Regions from separate parts of the Homo sapiens genome. Here all the other regions are linked to region 1. The links are chromatin loops, found by intact Hi-C in ENCODE. Cell type or tissue: heart left ventricle. All regions are shown on one strand. Region 1 holds the start of LOC124902417 (a long non-coding RNA gene). Region 2 overlaps LINC02659 (long intergenic non-protein coding RNA 2659). Region 3 has its middle 130 kb from the start of LINC02659. Region 4 has its middle 3.1 kb from the start of LINC00619. Region 5 holds the start of CXCL12 (C-X-C motif chemokine ligand 12). Region 6 overlaps LINC00840 (long intergenic non-protein coding RNA 840). Region 7 overlaps LOC105378275 (a long non-coding RNA gene).

Evidence for each region. Hi-C counts contacts between places; a loop is a spot of excess contacts. Peaks named below come from ENCODE experiments on the same cell type or tissue, not always from the same donor. Only the 100,000 strongest peaks of a DNase experiment are listed, where the experiment ranks them.
Region 2: a loop joins it to region 1, with 5 times the contacts of the local background. A loop is called at or near these places in 23 of 110 quality-filtered maps.
Region 3: a loop joins it to region 1, with 2.7 times the contacts of the local background. A loop is called at or near these places in 43 of 110 quality-filtered maps.
Region 4: a loop joins it to region 1, with 3 times the contacts of the local background. A loop is called at or near these places in 14 of 110 quality-filtered maps.
Region 5: it touches region 1 in a loop (12-fold over the local background); 69 of 110 quality-filtered maps call a loop at or near these places.
Region 6: it touches region 1 in a loop (5-fold over the local background); 19 of 110 quality-filtered maps call a loop at or near these places.
Region 7: it touches region 1 in a loop (4-fold over the local background); 17 of 110 quality-filtered maps call a loop at or near these places.

The regions. Positions count from the first base shown.
Region 1 is chr10:43,688,637-43,692,636 of GRCh38, reverse strand. It overlaps LOC124902417 (a long non-coding RNA gene), which reads right to left and starts at 2,457. Exons shown (of 2, transcript XR_007062133.1): 1 at 151-2,457. RefSeq lists a silencer at 2,373-2,472. In heart left ventricle, CTCF peaks have their summits at 1,982, 2,181 and 2,390 (motif pointing left); DNase peaks (open chromatin) are centred at 1,966, 2,386, 2,856 and 3,293; H3K4me3 peaks cover 1,702 bases; H3K27ac peaks cover 1,738 bases.
Region 2 is chr10:43,903,488-43,907,487 of GRCh38, reverse strand. It overlaps LINC02659 (long intergenic non-protein coding RNA 2659), which reads left to right. Exons shown (of 3, transcript NR_184145.1): 2 at 3,267-4,000. Among named protein-coding and RNA genes, the nearest start is that of LINC00841, 3.8 kb to the left of the region's middle. In heart left ventricle, no CTCF peak of the experiment used is centred here; a DNase peak (open chromatin) is centred at 1,857; H3K27ac peaks cover 2,477 bases.
Region 3 is chr10:44,042,741-44,046,740 of GRCh38, reverse strand. No RefSeq gene overlaps it. Among named protein-coding and RNA genes, the nearest start is that of LINC02659, 130 kb to the right of the region's middle. In heart left ventricle, a CTCF peak has its summit at 2,113 (motif pointing right); a DNase peak (open chromatin) is centred at 3,157; H3K27ac peaks cover 1,466 bases.
Region 4 is chr10:43,840,167-43,844,166 of GRCh38, reverse strand. No RefSeq gene overlaps it. Among named protein-coding and RNA genes, the nearest start is that of LINC00619, 3.1 kb to the left of the region's middle. RefSeq lists a cis regulatory region at 1,766 and an enhancer at 1,682-1,851. In heart left ventricle, no CTCF peak of the experiment used is centred here; no DNase peak of the experiment used is centred here; H3K27ac peaks cover 671 bases.
Region 5 is chr10:44,384,899-44,388,898 of GRCh38, reverse strand. CXCL12 (C-X-C motif chemokine ligand 12) reads left to right here and starts at 3,802. Exons shown (of 3, transcript NM_199168.4): 1 at 3,802-3,954. The coding sequence starts at 3,894. RefSeq lists a silencer at 2,064-2,273. In heart left ventricle, a CTCF peak has its summit at 2,141 (motif pointing right); DNase peaks (open chromatin) are centred at 2,178, 2,548 and 3,678; H3K4me3 peaks cover 1,977 bases; H3K27ac peaks cover 1,348 bases.
Region 6 is chr10:43,861,718-43,865,717 of GRCh38, reverse strand. It overlaps LINC00840 (long intergenic non-protein coding RNA 840), which reads right to left. Exons shown (of 5, transcript NR_038268.1): 2 at 3,791-3,839. Among named protein-coding and RNA genes, the nearest start is that of LINC00840, 4.3 kb to the right of the region's middle. RefSeq lists a cis regulatory region at 869 and enhancers at 785-954, 1,717-2,217, 2,218-2,718. In heart left ventricle, no CTCF peak of the experiment used is centred here; DNase peaks (open chromatin) are centred at 1,416 and 1,773; H3K27ac peaks cover 2,687 bases.
Region 7 is chr10:43,783,752-43,787,751 of GRCh38, reverse strand. The region is part of intron 1 of LOC105378275 (a long non-coding RNA gene); the gene reads right to left. It also overlaps the pseudogene HNRNPA3P1. Among named protein-coding and RNA genes, the nearest start is that of LINC02658, 6.8 kb to the right of the region's middle. In heart left ventricle, a CTCF peak has its summit at 2,302; no DNase peak of the experiment used is centred here.

The DNA of each region.
Region 1 (4,000 bases):
GCTTGGGGCCAGGAAGCTGAAGGAATCTTCTTCTAACCTAGGGAAAGATGTGCATGCCAGCAGGGGCTGAGATGGGGCAGTGGGGAGAGGGAATGGAGGAGCATGGTAACAGTGGAATGGCCGTTCCCTGAGGAAGGAGAGCATACCCACCCGAGCCCCATGTGCAGCACAGCAGGAGACCTCACACCAGTCCTTGACCAATCGCATAACTCTCCTATCTTCTTGGCCAGCCATCAGTTGCAGGTAAGCAGGAGGGGAGAGCAGATGGCTCTACGGGTTCACAGTTGGGCACTGGCAGAAAGTCAAGGGGAGAGGGACTGGCAGGGGCTGGAGTGACCTTCAGAAGACATTTACGAGAAGAAAGGCATGTTGCAATATGTGTTGTAATGGGAATTGGCAAGACCTTTATACCACCAAGCATCTAAGGATGCAGTTTTGAATCATGTCGAGACAGCTCTACTTGGAGCTTTGTTTAAAGGCTTCCTAATCTTCTCCCCCACCCGCCTCTCTTTCAACACATAGTAGATAAATGCTAAATAGACAAATGTCCCAGTTAGCCTCAGTAACAGAGGAAGCCTCAGTAACAGAGGAAACCCAAGCTGTAGGGTTTCCTACATTTTTCCATGGAGGAAAAATGTGAAATGTCCACACGCACAGGTGGTGCTCTGTCCCTGGCCGCACTGCATGTGGCCTGGGTCCCTGATGCCATTCCTCTCCAGGAATGGCAAGCACGTCCTTTGGGGCTCTGCATCCTCAGAGCTGTCTTCTTCCACATGCTTCTCCTTGCAGCAGTCTTTGTTCCCTTATCTGTAAAACAGGGCCCAGGACTTCAGGGGCTGCAGCCCTTTAAAATTCTAGCAGTTCGTGAGCCCTCCTCCTCCTTCAGCAGCTGCTCTGTAGCCATTACTTCTGCATCCTCCTAAGACACTATAGAAAGGGTGCACCCAGCCCCAGAATGCTGGGTGACTCAGCCCTTCCTAGCTTCCAGATGGATGGCAAGCCCAGGGCTGCCAGCAGGGGCATGGGCTGGGGACAGAAAACAAGAATGAAAAAGAACAGTGCCTTTTGGCCATCTTCCCAGAGTCTTGCACCTCGTCACCACAGTCTTATTAACCATTTGGTCCAAAATATTACCTTAAAAAATGTGTTGAAAGTAAGCCACTTTTTAAAAATCATGCAACTGTCACTATGGAAAACAGTATGGCGTTCCTCAAAATATTCAACACAGGATTACCATCTGATCCAGCAACTCAACTCCATTTCTAGGCATATATACAAAAGAACTGAAAGCAGGATTTCAAACAGATATTTGTACGCCCGTGTTCATGGTAGCATTGTTCACAACAGCTAAGAGGTAGAACCAAACCCAGTGTCCATCGATGGATGAACAGATAAGCAAATTGTGGTATAGACATGCAATGGAATATTATTCAGCCTTAAAAAGGAGGGTCATTCTGACACTTGCTACTACATGGATGAACCTTGAGGTCATTATGCTACCTGAAATAAGCCAGTCACAAAGGACAGATGCTGTTTCATTAGACTTATATGAGATACCTAGAGTAGTCCAATTCCTAGAGACAAAGTAGAATGGTGGTTGCCAGGGCCTGGGGGAAGGGGGAAATGTGGAATTGTTGTTCAATAGATACAAAGTTTCAGACTTTCAAGATGAAAAGACTTCTGTAAATGGATGGTGGTGACGATTGCACACCAATGTTCGATGAACTTAATGTCACTGAATAGTACATTAAAATAGTACTTAAAAATGGTTAACATGGTACATTTCATGTTATGTGTATTTTACCAAGATAAAAAAAAATATTTTAATCATGCAAATGCTTCCTTCTCCTTCCCTACTCCAGGATCAGCAGCCACACTTCTGTCCCAAGGAGTGAAGCTGAGTAGAGAGCGCACCCTCTGCCTGGGACCTGATGAAAGATCCAAGCAGACAGCGGCCCCCTGCGGAACCGTGGACACCGAGCTGCCTCCTGTTCCAGCAACAGCCTGGACCCCCGACTCTGGGTGCAGGGTCCTCACCGGTGTCCCGTGACAGCCGACACGCACTGCGCAGCCCGAGTCGACTGCTCCCACTCCGCGCTCCCCTCCTGGACCCCGCGCAGCTCTCCTGCGCAGCGGCCAGGCTACCTTCCCAGTCTCCATCAAAGACATAAATTATCGAAATTCTGCCGCTACTCCTGACAGAAGCGAACGTGAGGGGTCTGTGGGCCTCCGACCCTGGAAGGAGCGCGCGGTGCCAGTGTTGGATGAGGACGCAGCGTCGAGCAGGAGAACGCAGCACGGAGGAGGGCGCGGCCGGCAGCAGGGCGCAGCAGGCAGGCTGTGCTGGGTCCCCTGACGCTCTCCCCTGCTTGTTCCACGGCCGCCCCGCAGCGCCCTCTGCCGGCCCAGCCCAGAGCGCCGCTCCCCGACACAGCGCGCGCCGGATGTGCGCGCCCCCAGGACCCAGAAGCTCTCCCTGCCGGGCCTCGGACGCGCAAATGCGAAGCCCCACTCTCCGGAGGCACGGGGCTCTAGTGGGTATTATTTTTTATCCCTCTTCAAAAGGCCAGGATGTGTTAGATATGGGCATCGCGTTTCTAGTGTCCCTCTGAATCGACCAGTGAATGGACCTATTTCCAGTAAACTTTCGCAGCAAAATGCGAAAGAGTGAGCCCGGCGGGAGACGAGAAGGGCGTTCACGACGAGGACCCCAAGGGGGAGAGCTTGCGGTTTGAGGGGCTAGGCCCACAGCGAAGGCCTGGCTTCTCTCTTCCCTAAAAAGTCCTTGTGCAAACGAGTCACTGACCACGGCGGAAAGGCTTGCCCGGCCGGGCTCTCGGCAGCCTGCACCGCGCACAAGGCGGAAGGCGTGAGGGCTCCAGACTCCGCCCTTCCCTCTTCCTCCCGCTCACAGCTCCGGGGCCACCTCGGGCCAGGGTCTGGCCCAGTGGACCTCGCCGGCTCACAGTGGTCACCAAGACACTCACGGCACCCGAGTCCTGCTCACCCCCAGCTTCCGTCCGCTTTCTGACGCTGTGTCGCACGCCCTCACCCCCTAACCACCCCCCGCACCCTGATGCCCTCCGTACCCTCTCTCCCATAGTCCTGGCCTCACTGGGAGCTTCAGGCCACTAATCTCACCTCCGTCCCCGGCTCCTCCTGTCCTGCCCCAGCTGGAACTCCATGGCCCTTTCCTTAAAGCGCTGCCTTGAAGACGCCCTGGCCCCCGGCTCAGCCCCTCACCCTCGCGTCCCTCCTGCTCTCCGCCTGCGCGCCGCCTCGCCTGGGCAGCTGGAGGTGTTTGGAGAGGGTGGCTTTGTGCATTATGACCCCGGCATCCTCAGGGGGACCCACGGCTGCTGGGAGCTAATCCCCCTGCAGCCCCGCACCTCCCACCCGCTCCACTCCTCAGCCGCCCAGCACCTCTAAGTATGACGGCCTTGTTTCTGTAGCCCTGAGAAGGCAGGGGGTCAGGGGATCTGCACAGGCCGCCTCCGACACCCCGCCCCCGTGTGCCATCTGCTGCCCCCGCGGCCCCTGGTCCTGCCCTAAGACCTTCCCAAGAGCTCTCTGGGCCAGGCCCCCCCAGGCCATCTACTCAGCCACCGGCCACGCCCTCACCTCCAACTTCCCCCTCCTCTAGGGTATTCCAGTGAAGGCCAAATCCAGTAGGAATTCTCCACGTTACCTTTCAAAGGCCCCCTCAGGACCCCACACCTCTTTCCCCAGCAACCTCCCCCTTTCCCAGCACCCGTTTCCGCACAGCTCCTATTTCTCCTTCACACCCTGACACATTCACCTTTACCCAGCACTCCACCAAAACCACTCAGACATGGTCAGTCTCTTTTCCGCCTCGCCCTGCTGCACTCTGAGGTACTGGCCACCGCTAAACATTCCCAGCTTGCAATGCTTTCCCACAGGAGGGTCTCAGCCTGCCCCTCGCTCCCCAGCCCCTCAAGCCTCCCTCGCAGCCCCTGTAGCCCAGGAGAGCCCAGCTTCA
Region 2 (4,000 bases), 210 kb before region 1:
CATTATTTTATCTAGATTTCTGAAGAGTCTTTCTTTAACTTGGGAAAATTTCCACCAAATAGTTCTTTAATGATAGCTCCACTTTTGGAGGTTCTTTCTCTGGAATGCCTAATATTTATAAATTAAATATATCTCAGCCCATGCTTTTCCTATATTTTCTCTAATTAACCTTCTCTTATCCTCTTCCTCTGACTTCTGTGATGTCAAATTTGACTTCTCTCTTATAAAACCTTTTTTACTGAAAGGTCCATTTTGCTCTCCCCTTCCCCGTTTCCATTTCTGAAATGAACATTTTTTAAATCATCTCACAGCCTTCCCTACCCTGTTTGTTTTTTTTCTTTATGGTTCTCTACTCGAATTTCATAGAAGAAATGCTCATTTGAAGTTTATTGGAAACACAGATCAGAAGTGTTCTCAAAATTTTCCCATCTCTTTCAGAAACTATATTTTATAGGAAAATATTTCCCCTGATTCCTCAGAGTGCTTCCTCCTTTTGAACTGTGCTATCTTCTCATTCTCCTGGTGATTTTCATCTGTGTGCTCGACATTACAGAGGGAATGCAATGTTTGTCCAGAACCATTAGTGGGGATCCCGGTCTGAGTTATTCCGACCCAAGGGAAGGGGCAGGGAAGAAGACCGAGTTCTCAGTTCTCTATGCTGATTCAGCAGCCCCGGGAGCCAGGAAGCAAGCCGTTCTGAGATGGCCTGAGTGGAGCGTCTCTGCCCTTGGTTCTTTTCTCAGTTTGGAAGCCACTGGGAGTTTCCTGGAAGTGCCCTTGTTCTCTGCTGAGCGCCAGCGAGGTTCACCCCTGTTCTTGGCCTGTTCATGGCTCACAGCCCATGACAAGTGTCAGCTGGGGTTAGTGCCTCCCTGGCTTTGTGAAAGGCAGAATCTCTACCTACAAATCTTACAGCCTCCCTCTTCCCCTCTGGGCCTCTCTTCTGGACAGCGCACATGCCAGGAAAAGCTACAGGGCATTGGAGAGAGTCTTCTAGACCTTCCCCGTGATCCTTCCCAACTACATTGTTCCTTCTTTACATGTAAGGAACTAAGCTAAGGGAACTCTCGACATTTCCATCATGCGGCTGTCACCCTACCCTTCCCTCAGCCGATTCACATTTCCCCATTCATACAGTAACAAAGCATGTCAGCATGTAGTTTGCTTAGGATAATTTCTCAGATTTCACAGTATGAATATTTCACTGAATTTTCTCCCTTGAACAGAGTCCATTTTTCCTTTTTCTGGAACAAATGATATGTAAAAAACTGTATGAACCCCATTTTCATTTGGAAGCTGTTCCATGAAATATATTATCTAATTTAACAATGGGTCCCATTGTCAAATTTATTCTCAATACGAAGGCCAGCCATAGATTATCAAAACTTGCAGGCTGGTCAGCGTTCTGTGGGCTTCTGGTGAGATGTTTTACAGATAACATTCTGTATAGGAAGCAATCATGGCTTCATTCTATGATAGGCAAGGTGCCAGGAAATGCTAAATCAAGTGGCAATCGAGTCCCTAAAGAAAGTCATTTCTGATTTATGGTGATAGCTCCAACAATTCTGCTGAACTTTTTACACACTGAAATGACTACTTAGTTATGTTTTCCATTGGAGCAGAGAACAGCTGGCCTGCCAGAGACCCAGCACAGCAGCTGGAATGCAGAAACTCTCATACCATTAACCCCAAAGCCTGAGAAAAAGATTTCTTATTTCTGAAATGTAAGCGCTTGTTTTCTCCCAGCACATCTGACACCCTGAGTCTGTGGTGGCGTTCAGAAAGTGGGAAGCAGCCTGAACTGGGCTGGAGGCGAGGGCAGGAAAAGAGGAGTCAGGCGCTGGCACAATGGGGACTGAGCACTAGCAGGAGCTCCCCAAGGGCCGGGGGTGGTCTGCGTTATTTTTTAATTTATCACAGTTTCAACAGACTTATCTCGAGCAGTCTTGTCTTCCAGCTGCTGGAGCTGCCTGAAACCCTCTAGAGTGTGTGTGTGTGTGTGTGTGTGTGTGTGTGTGTGTCCACGTGCACGTGTGTGTTTTCTTCTGTGTTTGTATATTTTGCTCCTGGAGCTTTAAGAAGAGCCTAGATTAGTATTGTCCAATAGAGTGTGATACAAAGCACATACATAGTTTCAAATGTTCTAGGAGCCACACTAAAAAAAAAAAAAAAAAAAAAAAAAACAGTAAAGAGAAACTAGTAAAATCATGTAATATAATTTATTTAACTTAATACATCCAAAATATTATCAGTTCAGCATGTAACCTTCACATAACTTATTAATGGGATCGGTTGCTTTCTTCTCTTCAGGCCAGGTCTTTGAGCTCGTGTGTGTCTGCCATGCACTTCACACTCACAGCCCACCTCCTGTGGATTGGCCACACGCCTGGGTCTCAGTAGCTCGTGTGCCGGCAGCTGGGATGGGGGCAGGCTGGGCAGTGAAGAAGAACAACCTCCCCCTGTTCTAACTCATTCAGCTCTGCTCGGGTCTTCGTATTTCCCTGGCCCTGAAGCTCCCCCTCTCGGAGGTGCCCCTCTACCAGCCCCTTGAAGAATCGTGTGTGAACCATCACTCCTAGCCCTGTGCTACCAGCCCACCTCACTCACAGCTCATGCAGAACTTTGTAACTAAAATCCCAGGACCTGGAAAATACATGTCTGGGAGCTCCCAGACATAACAATCACTTCTGGACTCCCAGGAGAAGGCCATATCTTTCCCTTGGTCTTCCCTGCCCACTTCCAATCGTTGTCTCACCCTGTTTCTCCACAAACTCTCTCCTCTTTTCCTCTCTGCTCTCCCTTTCCAGATTGAGCAGGATGGTGGTGGGGCTGCTGGGGGGGCATTTCTGGGTCCTGTCCTGGGGAAACAGCTTGCAGAGGGGAGGCAGGGAAGGGCAAGGCATGCTCTCACTTCACTGTCAGTCCTGCAGCTAAGAGTCTGAGGCTGGACCACCGCCTCTGCATGGGACAACAAAACCGGGCTGGCGGCACTCCCGCGACAGTTCCCAGACACCCACAACCCAGGCAGGTGGCGCACCTGAGTAAAGGTGTCTGGGTATCGGATGGGACTGGTGGGCCTGGAAAACACAGGCCCCACCCAGGACATTTAAATTCAGCTTTTAACCCTGTGCAAGCCAAGCAAAACCAGTGGGAGCCAAAGAGTCATCAGCTTGTGGTTCCCAAGAGAGGGACGGGTCCTGGGGACTCTGTTCACAGCTTGTAGGTATCGAGGGACAGCTACCTTGCCTCCTGCCCCACCCTTTTAGGGATCTGCTGTCTATAAACTGCCGGATGTCAGGTACCTGGTTCATCATCTTCATTTTCATGCACGTCAACAGCCACATCACTGACCTTCCAACAAATCTTCCAGCCTTACCGACCCTCAGTCCTCGCCTCTAATGGCCCTATATTCCATCCGGAATCGGACCCTCAAGTGAAGTGAAATGCAGCCTGTAACTCAGAGAGTGGCAGGTTGTCTCCTCTGAACCGGTGTCAGGTGCTACTTTCTCCGCAACCCTAGGCTGTAGGCACTCAGCAGCCCCAGAATCTGCAGGCTTAGCCCTGCCATCCAGAGAGCAGTCCCTGCTGCTGCTCAGGGGGGCCATGCAGCCCAAGACGAGCCTAGATTCCCTCACAGTCTCTGCACTGTCAGGGTCCCCTAAGCTCTGCCAGGTCTCCCTAGTCGGAATGCAACATGTCTGTCTCCATGTTCCGAATTGCATCCAGTCCACCCGCAGGGCCTGTAGCCCTGCCCAGAGGTCCAGGTGGAAGGCATGATGCCCTGTGCAGTCCTGCCCAGACCCCTTCTCAGGAGGTGAGACTCTGCCCTACACATCCAGCAAGGTGCTAAACAGATCAGGTGGAACGAGAATGTCACTGCCTCGTAGTCCACCTGCAGGTACTGGAAACTGCTACCATTGCCCAGACTAGCAGAATAGATTTCACCTTCGAAAGCGACCCTGGCCTGGATCCTGCTGCTTCTGCCACATCTATTTCCAGC
Region 3 (4,000 bases), 350 kb before region 1:
GCCGGGGGCCTTTCTGGCTCCTGCAGGCTGAACTGAGTCATTGTTCACAGTGAGTTAGTAAGGTTTTATGCTAAACATGTGTTATCAGCTTCCAGCATGCCCCTCCCTCAGTGTGTACCTGGAAGCATTCCTGCCTGCTCTCCCGCATGGGCACCCTAGTGACGAGGAGAGGCACACAGGGACCCTATGGCAAAGATGAAGTAGCAAGGAGTTTCATCGGCATACACAGGCACATGCTCTCTACTCTTCAGACTCATCTATAAACAAAGTGCTATTTATCTTCCATGAAACAAATTAAAAGCTCAAAGTCAGAATGTCTGCAGCCTTGTATGGAGTGAGTACATTTCACACTCAACATTCGTTACAGTCTGGGACCAAGGATTTCACTGCGTTTTCCTAGTGCAGTGCTAGCCCCAAACCTGTTCCCTGTAAAAGCTTGTGAATGATGAAGGAAAGAACAAACAAGTGAATAAAGGAAGGCCTCACAGATACAACTGGATCATGATCCAGCTCTTATCAAAACCAAAGCATGTACCAAACTAACCAAGCTCCAGTTCCCATCCCCAGACATGGGTCACAGTGAGGCTTGCCCTGTATTGTATGCCAGAATCATAAATTAGGATTCCTAGCAGATGAGAATGTACAGGATCAGCACTGCCACAGGGATGAAGTGGAGAGCAGTGGGTTTCTCAGAGGCTACAGAACTGCTGATGCAGAAGCCTAGGGACATTTTCCACACCCCTCGGAGAAACGGGCTGGCTGGCCTCAATTCCCCCAAGACCATTTTAATTGTAGTGAAAAATGCGTAAAATAAAATGGACCATCTTAATTTAACCCTTTTACAGTTTACAGTTCTGTGGCGTTAAATACATTCACATTGTTGTGCAACCATCCCCACCATCCATCTCCAGAACTCCTTTCATCTTGCAAAACTGAAATTATCCCCATTAGACAACAGCTCCTGATTCCTCCTCCCGCAGCCCCTGGAAACACCATTCTTTTGTTTCTATGAATTTGACTTCCCTAAGAACCTCACAGAAGTGGAATCATGCAGCACTTGTCCTTCAGTGACTGGCTTATTTCACTGAGCATGATGTCCTCCTGATCCACCCATGTGGTGTGAATCTGCCATTGTTTTTGTGCAGGATGGAATCAGAGCCTCGTGCACATCCCAAGAGGAGCCACTGCCACCCCAGGACCTCCATCCCTCCCAGCATCCTGGTCCTCACACTGGAAGGAAGCCCAACTCACTTTTTTTGGATGGCTCAATGGGGCTTCATTACACTGTAAGCTAAACTATGCTTACAAAAATGGGATCTTGCTATATAACTATGGAAAATACAAGCTTAAGCAAATAGGCATTTCCCTGCTCATGTTAGAAGGTCAAGTTGGTTAAAAGAAAAAAGGCCATGTGGATCAGCTGGTGGCCCAATTAGAAAGCTCAGAGACAGTCCAAGCCCTTGTTTTCATTATCCCAAATGAGGAAACGCGGCAGCTGGAGCTGTGTATAGCCCCAGGGCCTGGGAACAACACTCAGGCCATCTGGATTCCCCACGAAGGAAAAGCTCCGCCTTTTAGTCTCTGAAGCTGCAGGATTGAGGAGATTCGCAGAGGAAATGTGTGTTTCTGTGGTCTTGGGCCCCTCCGTCACCCACCCAGCCACTTGGGGCCCAGATAGAAATGATGGTCAGTGGGGCAGACCAACAGCCTTCTAACTACATTCCCCAGCATGCCCTCTTTTTCCTTTCCTTCTTTGAGGGAGTCCTTAAATTTCTGCTAGCTGAAGTGGCAAAAACTCCCTCGCATACCCTTACTCTGTTGCCCTCGCTGAGCAGCTGACCAAGGGCAGCGTTGCTGATCACAGACAGATAGATGGCCGAGCGAGTGGAGGAAAGCCTGTCCAACCCCAGCCCCCTCTGGACCTCAAGCGGCCTGTCTAGCCCTGGAGTGCTGAGAGTCACAGCATTTAAACACCAGGGCAGCAAGTTCTGGTGCAACGGCCTGACCCCACGTAGTCCCTGGCTCCTCTGTGAGCCATCCCCAGGGGATAGGCAACTAGCATCTAAGACCCAGGGCCCTGCTGTCCCCCTTGGTTTAAGCTTTGAGTGAGAGGATGACAGGAACAAACACCAGGGGGAGAAATGAGGCAGGGAGGACCTGCCTGCCGGTGCCCAGGGAGCGCCCAGGAGAAGGATCATAGCCCAGGCCCCTCTCAGCCCAAGACTTTGTCTACTAAACAAGCTGGGCCTCCTTTGCTCCCCTCAATCAAACTCACAAATCAAAACATGCTGAACTAATATCCCCTAATAGCCAATAATCCATCAACAAAAGTTAAGTTGTTGCTTGAACAATCTTCCCCCTGAGGGAGTGGGTGTGTTTAAAAGTACTTCATAAATTATCTAAAAGGAAATATGAGTGTTTCTAGTTGTTGGAAGAGTCCTACCAGGACAGGAGAGCATGCCCAGTGTCCCTGTGTGCCTGTGCGTGCACTTATGGACACTTCCCCAGGCCTGTCCAGCTGGTCAGCATTTCAGGAGAAACCTGACCCTCCCCTTGGCCATTCCCATCTCCTCCTCCCCACACTGAAATTCTCACTGGGAAAATTTGCGGGATCTTTTTTCTGTGATTGTTTTCTTGATAAACCGTCCATGCATAGTGTTTGAATGTTTCATGGTTTCATTGCTTCAGAGTTCCTGGGAAAACAATGTCATAGGGGGTGCCTGAAAAATGAAGCTAGAAATAATTGCGGAATGAACAAGGAGTCGGCTCCATTCTTACTCCCTGAATTCCAGGAAAGCGGGGATGTGGCACAGCCCTGTGTGGAGCAGGTGCCTGGCAGCTGGCCCAGCACACAATGGGCCCACAAATGTGCCCAGCTCCCTGGGTGAGAGCAGAATGATGGGAGCCCACCGCCCATGCCCTGCGGAGGGTGTGCCCAGCCTCGGACAGCCAGCAAGACAGACGCGGGCTCCCCTCTGCCTTTCACCCAGAATCAGGGCTCAAACAATATCCGAGCAGGAGGGCCAAACTAAAAGCCACGTTTTTGTCAGAAGATTTGCCACATCAGCCCTAGAGCGCTTTGCTCCCCTCTGCAAAGCAGATCCTGGGCCCGGGCAGAGGATGCTGCAGGGAGAAGCCCTGGGATGGACTGGGAGGACCAGAGCCCGAGAGGCGGGATGGACTGGGAGGGCCAGAGCCCGAGAGGCAGGAGCCCTGGCCTGGGTCCCTGCCTGTGCCTGTCTCTCACCAGATGCATCACTGGCACCCGGGTCCCCCGTTTGACCCAGTGTCCTCACCTGACCAACAAGGTGAACAACTGCTCTGAGTCATGGAGAGAACATGTCAACAGTGAAATCCCTGAGGATGGGAATAGGGATGGACAAGGCTAAATCAAGGGGTCCCTGGGCTGAGCTCTTCCTGGGAGTCAGGCACATTGGAGTCATAGGAGTAGATGGCTCACCTAACACAGACCACAACATCCTTTCCTTGGCTACAGTGAAGACCCCAAAATGTGGGTCCACCTCTTCATTGACGTGTCTTTTGTTTCCTACATATTTCCTTTATTCGTATCTTTGAAGACTTACCTGGTGCATTGGGGAGGTTGGGATGCAGATTTGGATCCAAGCCATGCCAGGCACAGGAGACAGAATCAGAGAAGAAACTGCCAGGAGGTGGCATCAGCACAGTGAACAGGGGCGATTCCTACCTGTGCATTTGGAAGTGGGGGCACAGGAGCAATGCAGCCAGAAGTGTCCATGTGGGGCTGAGCCCTGCTAGGACCAAAGAGGGACAGGGTGGGGACCTCCAAATCGGGTCCTCCAAATCCCCAAAGCTGCCACTGAAACTTCTCTGCACCCCTAAACTGATGCTCAATATTTCAGTTTTCCCTGTATCTTTAGGGGTCTGACAGGAGAAAGGAAGGAATATTGGGGACCAGGTTTGCTTAATAGGTCTGTAATTCTTGCCCCTGCACCCACATTATTAGAGGGGTTACCAAGCC
Region 4 (4,000 bases), 150 kb before region 1:
ATGAAGAGAATTATCTTTATTGAACCCAGATCTAAAAAGCAGGGCTCACTCAGGAAGAATTCCATCCACAGGCCAGCACATTTGCTCTGGAGTGGAGCACCCAGAACTGCACGATGTATGGAACTGACAGGTTCTGTCTTTCCACCTCTTTCTTTGGCAGGCCCGGATCTGTTTTTCATTGTCTTCGCCACATGTTTTCTCCTTGGTGTATGTTGCAATTTTTGACTTGTAGAGCATCAAAAAGAAACAAAGCAAACCTCCAAGAACAGCAGAATTTGGCCAGAGCCAAAAGCAACTCAGAATTTGAACTGAACTTGCTCAAAGCAGGGCAAGAAGACAGAGGCTTACGAAAATGCCTTTTGTTTGAACCAAAGACTGGAGCCAAAGAATCTGTGTCCAGAAGCTCTTGTGCATGGATGAGCCTCCGATCCCAACCTTCAAGAAGCCAGCTGGACAAGGAGAGGCTGGCAGCTGTGTCCCAGAGAGCTGAAGCCACAAACCCATCCCGCTTTGGCACTGAAGTTCGAGCCCCATGGAGCTTGGAGAGTTCTAACAGATTCCACCCCCACGGCAGTGGATCTATCCCCGGGTTTAGGGTGATGTGCATTCCAGGCACACTGTGTCCATTAACTCAGTGACACATTCTAATATTCTACTGATTGCATCAGCCCTTGTCTCAATTACCCAAAGATGCTGTGACTGTAGGACTCCAGATTTACATTATAGAAGCTTCCCCTACCACAGGCCCAGCCCCCAGCATCCAGCTTGAGACACATGTGACTCATGCCACAGAAGGCTTCTGTGTGTCTGGCCCCCACATCTTCCAGGGCTAGCCCCTGTCCTGACTTCTGACAGCACAGATCAATCCAGGAAGGACCACTCAGAACACAATCACCTTGTTATTATACGTGCAGTCAGTAAGTGAGCATGCTGTCCATCCTATCCCCCAACGTTTCATTCATATCTCCATTTAGAGGCAGTGGAGCTAAGAGACACAAGTCCCATTGCCAGGGTTTGATTCTGGCCCAGCCATTGCTTACCCCCATGAGGCTTCTGTTTCCTCATCTTTAAAATGAAGGCAAAAATGTCAGATTACCCCAAGGAGTAAATAAGATAACGTGTGGGACATATAACACGAACAGCTCCCCCAGCCCATAAGAAGCAGTCCAAGTCCCTTCCCCTTCCTCCTTCCTTCTTTCCTCCATTCATTCCTGCTGCTCTTCCTTTTTTTCTTACACTAATTCATTCTTTCTGTTCGTCTTCCTCAGCAGTGTCTCCTGGAAGAAGTTCTGGCCTTGGCAGCCACTGGCACAGCCACTTTCCATGAGGACGGGCCCTGGCAGCTCTGGGGCTCTTGCCCTCCCCGGTTCTCACACCATATGCAGGGAACCACTCACGGGGCAGCCCCAGAACCCAGTGGTGGCAAGGTCTGTGGCTCCCACCTGCCCTGTCCTGATCCTTCGCATGAGGCTGCTCTAGCTCCAGACTCCTCCCTCTCGATGCCCTGCCCAACCCCCGTGCTTCCTTCTGCAGCAAACGGCACCACCAGCTCCCACGTTCCCTGGCATTTCCGCCCCCAGCCTGGCCATCAATCCATTTCCTGATCCTTCCATGTTCCTTGCTTTTGGATTTCTAAAACATGCCCATTTCCACAGCCTTCATTCATTCCAACATTTTTCCTCTTGTATTACAATGGTCCCCTCATCACAGATGCTGTCTCTCCAATCTGGGTTCTCAAAAGTGCGTTTCTCAGGTCAGATCCAGCCCCTCCTACTCCTCCAGCCCCATTGCCCATCCCCTGACCCCCCAGGGAGCCCCCGAGTGCACCATCTCCCTCCTACCTGGCGCCTCAGCTCACACCCTCTTCACCTCCCACTGTGGCCTAGATCACGGTCCCCTGGACTCCAAGCCATTATTTGGCAGCAAGTCCTCCTGCCACGGGCCAGTGTGCTCAGTGAAAGGGGCATAGTCACATACAGTCTGTGCTCCTGGGAATATCCTGGTTTGCACTGAAGACAGCAGTGGCAAGGCAGTGCCTGTTTCCCAGGATCCTCCCTGCCTGCGCTGCACATGCAAAGCTGTTACAGTCTCACATTAGGCAGGGTGGAGGCACACTGGGACACTGAAAAACACGTGGAACAGTCCTCACTACCTGGAGTCCAAGGTCTGGCATTGAGAGCTCACCAGCAGTGGTGGTGCAAAGGTTTCAGGTGGCACCCATGGGTACAGCTGTCTTCTTAGTCCAAAGCATCCCTCACCGGGGGGCTTAGCCACAGCAGCCTCCATTAAGAGATTCGCATGTTCTGGACGCTTCAGTGGGGGATTAGAGAGAAACACCTTCACCCCTGTGCAGCTCAATCAGGCTGAGGCTGGATGGGCTGGGAGCTCACTGCTGGACACTAAAGTGGTATGTTTCCAGCCTTGGGGTCACTGTCTGACCTGTGAACAGTCCTGTTACAGGTCATTGAGCAGCCTGTTGTCCACCTCTCTGAGCAGCCTGTTGTCCACCTCTCTGACCAGCCTGTGAAGTGCACAGCCTCCAGACAGTGTGCTCTGAACAGGAGGCTCTGCAGCCCCTCTCTCACACACCAGAGCCACCAAAAGGGATTTCATAATTGTCGTAACATTGCCCCACATAGAACTAAAAAGAGACTGTGTGGCCAGGCACGGTGGTTCACGCCTGTAATTCCCAGCACTTTGGGAGGCTGAGGCACGTGGATCTCTTGAGGTCAGGAGTTCAAGACCAGCCTAGCCAACGTGGTGAAACCATCTCTACTAAAAATACAAAAATTAGCCAGGCGTGGTGGCGCACTCCTGTAATCCCAGCTACTCGAGAGGCTGAGGCAGGAGAGTTACTTGAGCTTTGGAGGCAGAGGTGGCAGTGAGCTGAGATTGTGCCACAGTGCTCCAGCCTGGGCAACAGAGTGAGCCTCTGGCTCAAAAGAGAGAGAGAGAGAGAGAGAGAGAGAGAGAGAGAGAGAGAGAGAGAGAGACTGTGTGCCTACCATATTACTAGGACAAAAAAGAAAACGCAAAGAAACTATAGACCATTTAGCAAAATGTGGAAAATACAAATAACCACTGGAAGAAATATAAAATGGAGCATAAGAGGATGAGAGTAAGAGCAAGTACCTCTGCCATAAAAATATATGTAAATAAGATAAATGCAACTGGAGTAAAAATTACTATGTGCTGCATAAATGAGAGTTTCCCAGCAAAGTAACCAGGAAGGTGAACAGATAGGGACAGTGCAGAGACCCACGTGGACAGAAATGGGAAGAAAGCAGGGGCTTCCATGACAATATCACAAAGCTAATTGGCTTTAAAGTGTTAAAAGGCATTAAAATTCCATATTATAACAATGAAACACATAATCTATAATAAACATGTGTCTGTCATAATCCTCTATGTGCCAAATTATCCACCATTAAGTATCAAGCAGAAATTGCTAAATGGAAGAGAACGCCTCCTTATAGATGTCCTCATTATCAAAAATATCTCTTGTCTTGTTCAGGTTTTGTTAATAATACTTATAAGTACATGAAATTACAACATTTATGTTTGCCTGGTACTATGGTTTGAATCTTTGTCCTCTCAAAAACTCATTTTGAAATTTCATTGCCATTATAACCGTTTTAAGAGGTGAGAGCTTTAAGAGGTGATTAGGCCATTAGGGCTCTGCCTTCATGAATGAATTAATGCTGTTATCATGGAATTGGGTTTGTTAGACAGGGGTGTGTTTCAAAGAAAGAAACTACAGACACTGGGGTCTACTTGAGGGTGGAGGGTGGGAGGAGGGAGAGGTGCAGAAAAGACAACTATTGGGTTCTGGGCTTAATACCAGGGTGATGTAATAATCTGTACAACATTAAGGGATTTTCATGCTCTGGGCGCTTCAGTGGGGAATCAGAGAGAAATACCTTCACCCCTGTGCAGCTCAATCAGGTTGGGGCTGGATGGGCTGAGAGCTCACTGCTGGACACTAAATTGGTGTGTTGCC
Region 5 (4,000 bases), 700 kb before region 1:
CCTGAACCCCAGGGCCAGGTGCCAAAGGAGTGAGGGCAGATGTGGGTGGTTGGGAGGGGTCCCTCCAGGACTGCACGGGAGCTGGGAGAGGAGCACTCCTGGAGGGGTGGCAGGGCCAAGGGTATCCAGGGATCCCATAGGGCCCCACAGTCTTCCTATGACCTGAGCGCTCCTGGACCAGCGTTCTCCAGCCTCACCTGGCAGGCAAGTGAGGAAGACATCGTGCCTCCCTTGTGTGATTTTATGTTTCAGCACTTTGGAGCCAAATACTTATTTCAAGAGGGGGATTGCGGTGGGAGGGTGTCAAGTAATACAAAAAATATTCTTCATGTAGAAAAGGTTTTCAAATTTCAGATCTATTTGTATTGCTGTCAAAATTTTTGCTATGTCTCCAGCCACCTAGACTAGCACTTGCTATGTTAGCTTCAATTGACTTACTTTTTAAAACTTGAACCATATATTAAAAAAAAAACCTGAGCAATATCTGAAATATCTGCCTTTACTGTGCTAGTTATATTTTTTCTTATTACTTTAAAAAAATAAATACATAAATCTATATTTTATAGATTTCAGAGTACCACCTGAAGTCACCTTGTCAATTACACACTGTACAACATGGATTTAGTGTAAACCTTCAATCCCTACTGGGAACCCTCTTGCAGGCCCAGCCGTTGGGCCCTGGAGGAGTGAACGGCCCAGGCCAGGCAGAGGGGGGTAGGCAGATGCTGCCTAGGGGTCTAGAGACCATAGCACACATGCCAGCTCAGGAGATGCCCTGCCTTTAACTCAGCAGCCAGACCCCTGCCTCCCACCTTGAACTGTGCTTAACAAGGCATCCCTGAGGAGCCGCTGTGCCCTGCATTACCTGGTAGAGCGGCACAGAGTCTGAAGACTTCAGGAGAAGGTGGGGCTCTATGGGGAGTAAGAGTCCCCAGGCAGAGAAAGAAAGGTGGAGCCTTTTGAGCATAAGCATAAGCAAAGGACACAGGGAAAGGGGTGGGGAACTTCGCTGACCCGAATTTGAGAGGTACCCCTGTGGCCGAGTGAGCTGGAGACATGTCAAAATGGCCTGGTCTGATGGCCGCCTGCCTGTGCAGGCGGTGCGGAGGCCCCCAGAGTGTACAGGGTTTTATTTTATTTTATTTACATATTTACATATTTATTTATTTATTTACATATTTGTTTATTTATTTATTTTTGAGACGGAGTCTCGCTTTGTCACCCAGGCTGGAGTGCAGTGGCGCCATCTCGGCTCACTGCAAGCTCCGCCTCCCGGGTTCACGCCATTTTCCTGCCTCAGCCTCCCGAGTAGCTGGGACTACAGGCGCCCGCCACCACGGCCGGCTAATTTTTTTGTATTTTTAGTAGAGACGGGGTTTCACCGTGTTAGCCAGGATGGTCTCGAACTCCTGACCTCGTGATCCGCCCGCCTCGGCCTTCCAAAGTGCTGGGATTACAGGCATGAGCCACCGTGCCCGGCCAGGGTTTTAAATTTCAATCGCCAATTGTAAAATTGTGAGGCTTGTACCTAAAATATGGATCCTTGGCCACCCTATTTAAAATCCTAACTCCCACCCCACTTTCCTCTGCTCCATCTTCCCCTAGCATTTAATGGCCTTCTAAGTATTTTATGCGTAATTACTTATGCTTAGCGCCATGTGCTTCTAAACGTTTAGTGCCTTTTCTAAACTACTTCAAACATGTAGCCCAGGTCTAGCACATAGTGGGTGCTCAGTAAGTATTTAACGAACGACTAGCGGAAGGGATGGCCCCATGGGTGCCACAGTAGCTTCTGTTCTGGGGCCTCAGGGCGCCTGCGGGAGGGGCAGCGGCCAGGCCTGAATCCCTGGTTCGCCCTCGACTCAGCCCACGCGGGCCTTTCAGGCTTCTGGGACAGATCCTAGGTCCAGCTGCCCACCTGATTTTGTGGCAAAGAAAAAAAGAAGAAGAAGAAGCGAGAGGCGATGGCGTTTGCTTTGGCCAGATTTAAGGGCAAGCGAGGCTGCGCGCGGCTCCCGCAGGGTCGGATCTCCGAGCTCCAGGGCGCCCCTCCACCCGGGTGTAGATTTCCCGCGGACCCCTTCGCCCTCCCGGGTTTCATCAGCTGCGCAGGAATGGAGCTGGCCAGAGCTCTGGGAGCGGGGAGGGAGGCGCCGCCACCAGAGGGCGCCGGAGCCCCAGCGCTGCGGCCGGTGAGCGGCCAGGCTCCCCGGCCCAGCCCAGCAAAGGCCTGGGGACGCCCGACGGCTGCCTTCTTCACTGGACCTCACTGCCTTCAGTTCTTTAAGAGCAGGGCCAAGTCAGTGGGGTTCCCGGCTCCAAGCCCAGTGCCCAGGGTGGGTGGGTGGGTGGGTGGGTGGGTGGATGGATGGATGGATGGATGGATGGAGTGCCGGCCCACAGCCATCTAACGGCCAAAGTGGTTTTGGAAAAAAAATGCACAGAAGACACCTACTCCCACCAGCGGAGTTCCGGAGCCCTCGCAGCCTCCTGTTGACCGCTCCCGCCTAATGCAGCCGCTGACCGCCCACTCCCCGACGGCCAGGACTCCCCAGGGACAGGGACGTGTCCCCAGGGCAGGCCCCTGGATGGACGCGGCGACTGACCCCACTTCGCTGGACGCTGTGCTGGGAAGGACACAGAGAGGTGGCTGGGGCAGCCTGCGGTCACAAAGCGAGGCCCAAAGGGGCGCTCTCCTCACCCCCACGTCTCCTGGGTGCCGACCTGCACCCTCCCTTCGCCACCGGACTGGGGCCATCTGGGATGTCTCGGGGGTATCCGGAGGGCTAAGCACCGCCGAGGGACGGCTCCGTGGGAAGAGTTTTCTGGACCCAGAAGGCAGACGCCAGTAGTACTGTCCTAGGAGTCGGAGGTCGGGGTGGGGGAGTTCTCAGCTCTTTGGGTCGCACGGAGCTTTTCTTGGGTAAGGCAGTAAGTACTTAGGTTTAAAGGACTTACTTACAGCTACCATTTATTGAGTACTGTCTGCTTGTCAGACACGATGCAGAGAATTTCGCGGCGTGGGGCGGGTCTCATTGAATCTCCCGTCCCACTCCGCGGGGTGGGCCTGTGATTAGCTCATTTCACCATTGAGAGGTCGGAAGTACAAAGGCTACATTCGCTTTTACTGAGAGCCGCCGGCGCCTTCTGCTTTGTTTGTACAGGCGAGGAAACTGAGGCTCGGCTGGTGGCGCCGTGGGCTTGGAGTCCGAGCCACGCTGACTGCAAAGACGGGTCTCATTCCCGCAGATCGAGCTCTGCCGGCGGCTGCGCCGCAAGCCGGGCAGGTGGCGAGCTTGAGCCCCCACGCACAGAAAGCAGGACCCCCTCGGCTGCCTTGGGCCGCCACCGCCAGCAGGCCCTCCGCCCGGGACTAACTTGTTTGCTTTTCATTGGTTCTCATTCAGTTCCCGCCATCGAAAGGCCCCGTCCCGCAGCTTTCCACGCGCGCCCCACTTTACGCCTAAGGTCCTCAGTCTCTCCAGTGGGGCCCTGTCACAGGGACAATAAGCGGCCCTCCAGCCGGCGTCGCTCAGGCTGCGGACCTCACTGCAGACCGGGCCAGCGGTGCGGGGCCCAGCGGAGCCTGAGAAGGTCAAAGGCCGGAGCGCACTGCGCCTCGGGAGCACAGAGGGAGCGGAGGAGGGGCGAAGGGGATGGGTGGGGGGTGCCGCCGAGGGAGTCGCGCGTCAGAGACCCCGGCCACGGCCAGCACTCGGCTCCGGGCCCGCCCCTCACCGCGCGCCCCGCCCCGCCCCGCCTGGCTCTCCCCTCTAAAGCGCCCGGCGCGCGCCTCCCACCGCCGCACTTTCACTCTCCGTCAGCCGCATTGCCCGCTCGGCGTCCGGCCCCCGACCCGCGCTCGTCCGCCCGCCCGCCCGCCCGCCCGCGCCATGAACGCCAAGGTCGTGGTCGTGCTGGTCCTCGTGCTGACCGCGCTCTGCCTCAGCGACGGTAAGTGCGCTCGGCGGGGAGGCCCTGGCGAGGCTCTGGGCTTCGG
Region 6 (4,000 bases), 170 kb before region 1:
GAGACGGAGAAAAGGATGGATGAGGAATGGAGCCCCTGCAGAGAAGGGCAGAGAGACTGTTCCCACCATGGGTTTAGGGGGAGATGCAGGACAAGGTTCCTGCAGTCCCCTGGGTTTGGAGTGCACAGTTTCCACTCGTGTGTAGGAGTAGGAGCCAAATGGAAAGGGATGGAGACAGAGGAGGAGGGCAGAGGAGAAGCAGCTCAGGACCACACCATGTGAGGATAGAAAGAGGGCTGGGAGCACGAACAGCCCCGGGGCTCAGCGCAGGCTGCCAAGGGAATTCTTCAGTTATCTGTTTTGGCTGCTACTCTTTATGTGTGTGAATATGCGTGTGTGTGTTTTCCGAGCTTTATTGAAGTATAACTAACAAATAAAAATTGAGTATTTAAGGTGTACAAGGTCATGTTTTGATATATGCATTGTGAGATTACCAGGAACAAGCTAATCACCATATCCATCACATTTTTATAAGAATACTTGAAATCTATTAGCAAATTTCAAGGATATAATGCCATGCATTATTAGGTCTTCATAATTTAGCTAATAACTAAAAGTTTCCTATCTTGTTTTTCAATAAGGAAGATGGGTATAGAAAAGTCAAAGTGGCCAATGAACATGGAAAAAAGGACAAGATTAATAGCAGTAATTACCCAACATGCTAATTAAGAACTGAAACATTGTCCATCTGTCAAAGTAGCAAATGCAAAAAGTTTCTGCAGAAACATCATTTGGGTTAAAGACTGCGTATCATAGGATGGCATTTTTCCCTGGCTCTGTCGCTGCTGCCATGGTGGCTCTCCTGGCCCCTGCTGTGGGCACATCTGGACACAACCCCCACCCTCCTCACTTCCCTGTGGTGTGGGTCGCTTCCTCTAGAGCTGCAATTACATTTGAGCCAGAGTCAGACACAGAGGCCTCCAAGCCCTGAAGATGCGGCAGGGTGTGCGAGGCTGCAGGAAGCTGCCTCAGGACCTGCTTGTGCAGGCGGGAAGGCAAGCTCAATGGCAACTCCATGATGTCTTAGAGATTGACTCTAATGTTACAAAGAGGAGAGAGACCGAAAGAGCCATATCTGAGGTCCAGAAACAGAGCCAAGTGGGCACTGTAACTCAGGATGGGTCAAGGGACCTGGCCACTCACACACAGCTGGCAGGTGGCAGAGCCGGGATTTCATCCAGGCTGCCAAAACCCAAACACAGACCCTGCCTGCAGCACGCTCTGCCTCTCTAAGTCCACCCTGCCTATGACCAGGAAGGCCGGGTGTCCTCCCACCCAAGGCAGGCAGTGGTGGGAGGAAGTCAGCAGAGAGACCAGGTGAGGGCCTCCAGCACAGCCACAGCACAGCCCTGCCCATGTGAGCCCATCGGACATCAACACATACCACGTGTCATGTTGTGCACAGCCAGCCCCTGAGCAAGGGCACAGCAGGGCACCTGGTTGCAGAGCAGTGTGGACAGGCAAGGGCACACTGGAGAGCAGGCGGCTGAGGAGCATGCTGGGGCCGGGGTTGCCACCAACCAGCCTGGGCCAAGGAAACTATTCAAACTTTTTTTTTTTTTCAGCAAAAACAATGACAATTTTCTGTCCATTGTCATTTCCTAAGAACACTTACGGGACAAAGTCTCAGCTGCAGTAAACAGCCTGGGAGCCAAAGTCCTCTGGCTCCAGTGAGCATGTTAGGCATGATTCATCTGGTGAACATTCTCTTTCTAAAGAGGGAAGGCCAGGTTAAACAAGGGTTTGCACAAAGCTCTCTTCCTGTGGCAAACAAAAGCCTGGGCTGGGCCAGCCATCAGTCCAGGCTCAGGAGAGCTCCCTAACCAAGTCCACATGTGGCTCCCATGAGACCCTCCCAGATGGGACTTGGGGAAGATCTGATGATGATGGTGATGATGGTGATATGGTGTTCTTCCAGAAATGCCTAAAATGTGCCAGCAGAGTCTTCCCTGGGAAGCAATATTGTCCTGGCAAAGCAATGGGATCAGGAGGCCTTTTAGTCTCGATCAGAATAGGGAGGAGAAGGCACCTTTGGGAATAAATGAAGCACCATGGGCCCCAAAGAGAGCCAACATGCAAATCATGGCCTGAAGATGACCCTTGAGGGAATGGAGCTCAGGACCACTGACAGGACACAGAGAGGAGGCAGCAGAGGGATGGGCAGCACTGTGATCCCGGCATCCAGGGCAGTGATGCCAAGCAGCAATGGCCCTCCTGTGCTCGGCGGTTACACGAAGGCCCAGATCAGTGCCAAGCGGGTGGTCTACTGGGCAGGCGGGGTCTGAAGGAGACATTACTTCCTGCCCGATCTTGTTAGCCAGGCTCACATATCGGACCAACCCCCATCCCACCTTAAATTGCAATCCACGTCCTTCTCAGGAAATAAGAAACCCCTCAGTCTGCACAATGCTTTCTTTGCCATGATTTGTATCACCCATGTCTTGCTCTATGATTTGGGGATTATGTTCATTGTTTGTTGGCTACACCCCCACTTCTCAGTTGGAATACGCATCAACTCCAGGAGGGCAGGGAAACTTTTTCTTGCTTCCTGATCTCCCCCTAGCACCTCGAGCAGTGCCTGGCACACAGCAGGTGTCCACAGTACTTGTCGAATGCAGAAGTGAATAAATAGCAAGACAGAGTCACCCGGCTGGCTTGGACCTGGACTGGCCAAGCTGGTGGTCTACACCATGATTTGCTGGATAATCCATGCAGCTTTCCCTGCATAGACACAGATGCAGCCCCTCTGTCCAAACATGATGCTCCCTCTGTCATTGATGGGAACCAGATGGAGTCGCGCCTGTAACATGACTGAGCACTGATTTCAGTAAAGTAAATGAATTACCAAATTGTAGTCATTATAATTTATCTTCATCTTAGTGACACACTTGACTGGCTGCTATAAACCAGGATTTGAAGAGTGAATGTGAATTTACAGACCTCTCAGCTCTGCCCACAGGATCCAAATCTGGCAGAATTGTCATCTCTATTGAACTATTACAACTGAATGGTGAGCTCTCCTACCCCCAGATTTACCGTTAATATGTGGTAACCCAACTATAGGAGCCATCTGATAATTCATCCTAGTACGTCAGATTTGGAAAGACCTTTAGGGTCATCTAAACAAATTCCATCTGCTTGAAACGAATGCCACTAAATCACAACTACCACTCTGCCAAGACTGGGCCAAAGTCCAGCTCACACAACTCACCCCACTCAAACAACAGTCCCACACACAAAATGGAGTATCCACTCCTAAAGCTGAGTCAGCCCTGAAAGGTCTGAGGGGTTGAGCAACCTAGCTCAGGCATAACAAGTGACTTTCAGAACTATTACTCAAACTGAAGAGTGTCTGACTCCAACCCATCACTCCCAACCATTATGCTCACCACTGACTCTGAATTCTGGAGAAAATTGTCAATAAAGATGTAGAGGATTGGTGACTCCTAGGTCCATGACACCTGAACTCACCAATTTTAACAACATTGAAAGCAAGAAGGCCAGACATTGTTGCTTCCTGATGTGATGAAGGTACAACAGGAAATGCACAGCATTCATATAAAGTGGCTTTGCCAAAAAAAAAAAATGTGAGTTTAATCAAGCATTGGATATAACCACCTGCAGGAAGCATGGAAGATAAATCTTCAACAAGAGGGCATTTAGCTAAATCCAGAACATAATCCACTGTACAGAAAAATGACCCATGACCAAGTTTTTTCAACAAATAAATGCATTTTTAAAAGAGAGGGAGAAGTATTACAGATTAAAAGAGACCTAAAAGACACCTCACCCAACCACAATGCGTGGACCTTGTCTGCATCCTGAATCCAGCAAAGCACCTGCAAAAGGACAATGATTTTTATATTTAGCTGAGATTCATTTATTATGACTGCAGTATACTATTCCATTCTATAGCTTTTTCCTTTTTTTATTTTTATAGATTTAGGGTGTACAAGTGCAGTTTTGTTACCTGGATAGATTTCATAGTCATGAGGCCTGG
Region 7 (4,000 bases), 95 kb before region 1:
TATATACAGGTATATATATGTGTGTGTATATATATAGGTATATACATATATACATATATATATATATATATATGGATATATACCCATGTCTACTGTTTTGCTTCAGCTAGTGCTTACAATTTCATTCAAGTCCTGAGTATGTGTCCTGCTGTTACTCCTTCTTTGGTAGTTGAACGTTGAATTCAAGTCTTTCCTTCTGTTTTAAGAAGTACTAAGCAAACAAGCAATAAAAAGGGGAATGGCGCATGCTAGTGTTTGAATATGCTCTCTTGTTGCTCTAATTCTGTGCCTCCGTGCATTAATATTTGGATGCATGCAATGCCAGCATGGAAATTGGCCTTCACACTTACTGCAGTTTTCCAGAAACACTCACAAGCCAATAAATGTAACAGACATTCCATTTTTAATGGGCATATATGTGAAAAGCAGTGTAGAAAATAGGCTAATATTAGAAAATGGTTAAGTCCTTAATAACTTCAAGTGTGGTTATATAATGGACACTGTCAATGTTCATAACTTAAACCTGGGTACCTGGTCAAAATAATGCTTGGGAAACATTAAAATTGAGCTAAATTGTCTCAAGTTCTTTTATTCATATAAATAAAGTTTAAATGAATGGGGGAGATTTTAAAAAAGAAGAAGAAAAGAAAAGAAAACGCTGGCCACAGGCCCTCAACATCCTGCACGGGCATTTCAGAAAGGCGGAAGGATTGCTGTGGGGCTCTTATACCTGGAACAGCTCTGCTAAGAGCTCCTCTCTGGTGAGGCAAGCATGATGAAAAGATTACTATAATTCATTCCTTTTTTTAAGTAAAGCAAACACATTAAAATAAGTTATATATAATTCACGACAAAACAGAATTGCTGGGACAGAAATGCATGTGGACATGGTATTTGAGCAAGAAATTTGCCAAATAATGAATTTAGTTTTATGCCCCAATAAATGCCTTTGTTTTCATTTCAAAGAGCAGGCTATGTCCCTCATGATTTCCAAAACACTATCTCAGCTAAGTTTGTTTTAGTTTAGTAACAAGTTAATGTTGTGTTCTCTGGTTTTGTAAGTTTTTTTGAAGGTGCAGCTGTCAATACATGTATTGCTAAATGAACTGCATGTTTAAAAAATAATTTACATCAATAAACCATAATGTCTTGATTACTTGGAGAAGGAATGGATACTACTGCTATATTTATCACTATCAATGTTTGAATAACTAACTTTAATGTCTTAAATTATTAGGCTAGATTGATTAGTTTTACAAGAAGTTCAAAGCATACAACTTATTCCCCAAAGTGGGTCTTACATGTAGATAATATTTTATTTTCCCTCTGTTTTCCTGTAGAAAAATTGTTCTAAATTCATTATAGAAAGTTACATGCCATTTAACTACCTGAAAGGTGATGTTAATGTGACAATTTTGTAAATATTTCTAAAATGCCCAGAATTATACTGTATGAATACATCATTATTTCTGGTATGTGGTAATAAAAATATTTTATTTGCATCATTTAGATTGGGTTTGTCTGCAAGTAACAGAGAACCTAACAGTGCTGGCTTATTTGTCTGCAGCGATGTTGGGGAAGCAGCCCACGGCTGATCTAGAGGCTCAACACCGTCACCAAGACCAGGCCCCATGAGTAGTCCTGCCCCGCCGTCCTCAGAGTGAGGCTCCTGTGCTGGGATCACAGGATGGCTGCTGTGCTCCCAGCATTTCCAGGGGCCAAGATGGGAGGAAGAAGATGGACGGCAGAGGAAGGACAGAGGCCAAAGGCACAAGCGAGCATTGTCAGATCACCAAAAAGATTTTTTTGCTTTAAGCCCCACCCCTAGTGACTTCTGATTCCATCCAAACACCCAAAATTGGGTCATATGTCCCCCGCTTAGCTATTAAGGTATCTGTAGAGTTAGATACTTTTCAGTAGGTATTGACATACAAGGGTGCTCTTAGGAAGTAGAGAAGAATGAACATTGACTAAGCAATTAGCTGTTTCTGCCACAATGTTGTGATTTTACTGACTTTTATTGCTTGTGGTAGAACCTTACATTGCATGGACTGGTTCTGGATTTCTTCTATTTCACGTACACAGGAAGGATACTTCCACACTCCCTTGAAGTCAGGCACAACCAGTGCCTGCCTGCAGCTAATGAAGGGTGGGCAGAAACGATGTGTGTAGCTCCCAGGCTGAAGTACCTAATGCAGTGCCTGACTGAGCCCTGCCTTCCCCACCACAGCAATCATGGAAATAAGTGTCAAGTTGGAGCGGTCTTAGAGTGATAAATACAAGCCAAGCTCTCCCACAACCCACAGTAGATGGAGCACTTGAGCAAGAAGCAAACCTTTGTTCTTTTAGCCCCCAGGACTTGGGGCTTGTTTGTTATCATCAAACCTGGCCTATCCTGACTGGTACAAATTGGCAGTAATTTCTCCAGTGTCCTCAATTAAATGTATGTATATGTTTGTTTAATAAATAAGTGGGGATATATTAAAATGTAGCATACATTTAAAAGCCAATAGCATTTCTTTAAATATAAAGGGTTGAAAAGTAAATGATCTATCCCTTTTTCACAGTTTACATCCTGGAATGACACTGGTTTAGATGAAAAGATAAGTATAGGGGCATAAGGAGGAAGAAGATTTGAGGAGTTAAAGTGGCTTTTTGAAGAGGATACGGAAGAAGATGAGGACCCCTACTAAGGAAGGTCCCTATTGATGGGAAGCAGTTATCCATCATGGAGAAGCTGGGCCCTCCTCCATCCTAATAAGCCCTAATAAACTGATTTTTACTGTTTGTTTTGAAATAATTTTAGACTTACAAAAATGTCACACCAATAGTCCAAAGGATCCTCCCTCGACTTCATTCAAAGCACAATCTCCTGCTTTTCCTCCTGCTGATCAGGAAATGTCTCTGCTTTCTTGGCAAGCTCATCCTTCTTTACGTACAGTTGGAATGTTAGAGCTCCTCAAGGCGGCCCCCAGGCCCCCTTCTCTGTGCCATCTGCACTCTGTCCTCAGAAGAACTAGTGTGCACCCAGGCCTTTGGTTACCGCACAGCATGGTAGTGACTCGCAAACATGTACCTTGAGCCAGACCACTCCTCACATTTCCAAGCTTTTGTCTGCATATTGTCCTTGGTATATCTAGTAATATCCAATTGTATACTTAATATTGGCTCTTCTCTGGCTCAAATGAACCTCACAGTAAAGTCCCAAACAGAACTTATTCCTTTCCCCATCTACCCACACCTGGCCTTCCTGTCTCCTGGTGTTTTCTGTTTCACTGAATGTTACTAGTGTGCACTGAAGGGTGGAAGCCATGGATCTCGCAGTGCTGCTCAGCATCTCTCCAACTTATCCTTCATATTCTACAACGAATGTCCCTTTTCTGGGGAAGCCCTTCCTGGCCTCCCAGACAGACCTAAAACTGCCCATGTCACCTTCACTGCACTTATGATACTTAGGATTTTATAATTATTTGTATAGTCACTTAATATTTGTCTCTTCAGTTAGGCCAGCCATCAGCTCATTGACAGAAGGACTGCTCTCTGATTCAGGGTGGGGTCCCCACCTCCTAACTCACAAGCTCAGTGCTCAGTAGGTGTCTATTGAATGAATATATGATGGACACCTTTCCAACATATGACTTTGCTCCTGAAAGTTCTGGATTCCCTTCCTCTCCTTGGTGGATCACTTAAGAGAGGGAAGATCAGTTCACTTCCCCTTCATTGAATCACTCTTGTGTATTCTCAAGAGATTTCATAAGGTCAGACAAAATCAACTTCTCAAGTTCAAGCCAGAACTCTTTTTTTACATTACCAGTATTTCAGAAACCGAGGTCCTCATTTGTTAAAAGACAAAGAGAACTCATCCTTGTCCAAGCCAACAGTGGACATAGAAGAGCATGAGCACACTTGGCCAAAGTGCATCCTAGGAGGAGGCCCAGCATACACAAAGGCCCTGAAGCCAGAGCTCACCTGGTATTTGCAGGAAGAGCAAGGCCTCCAG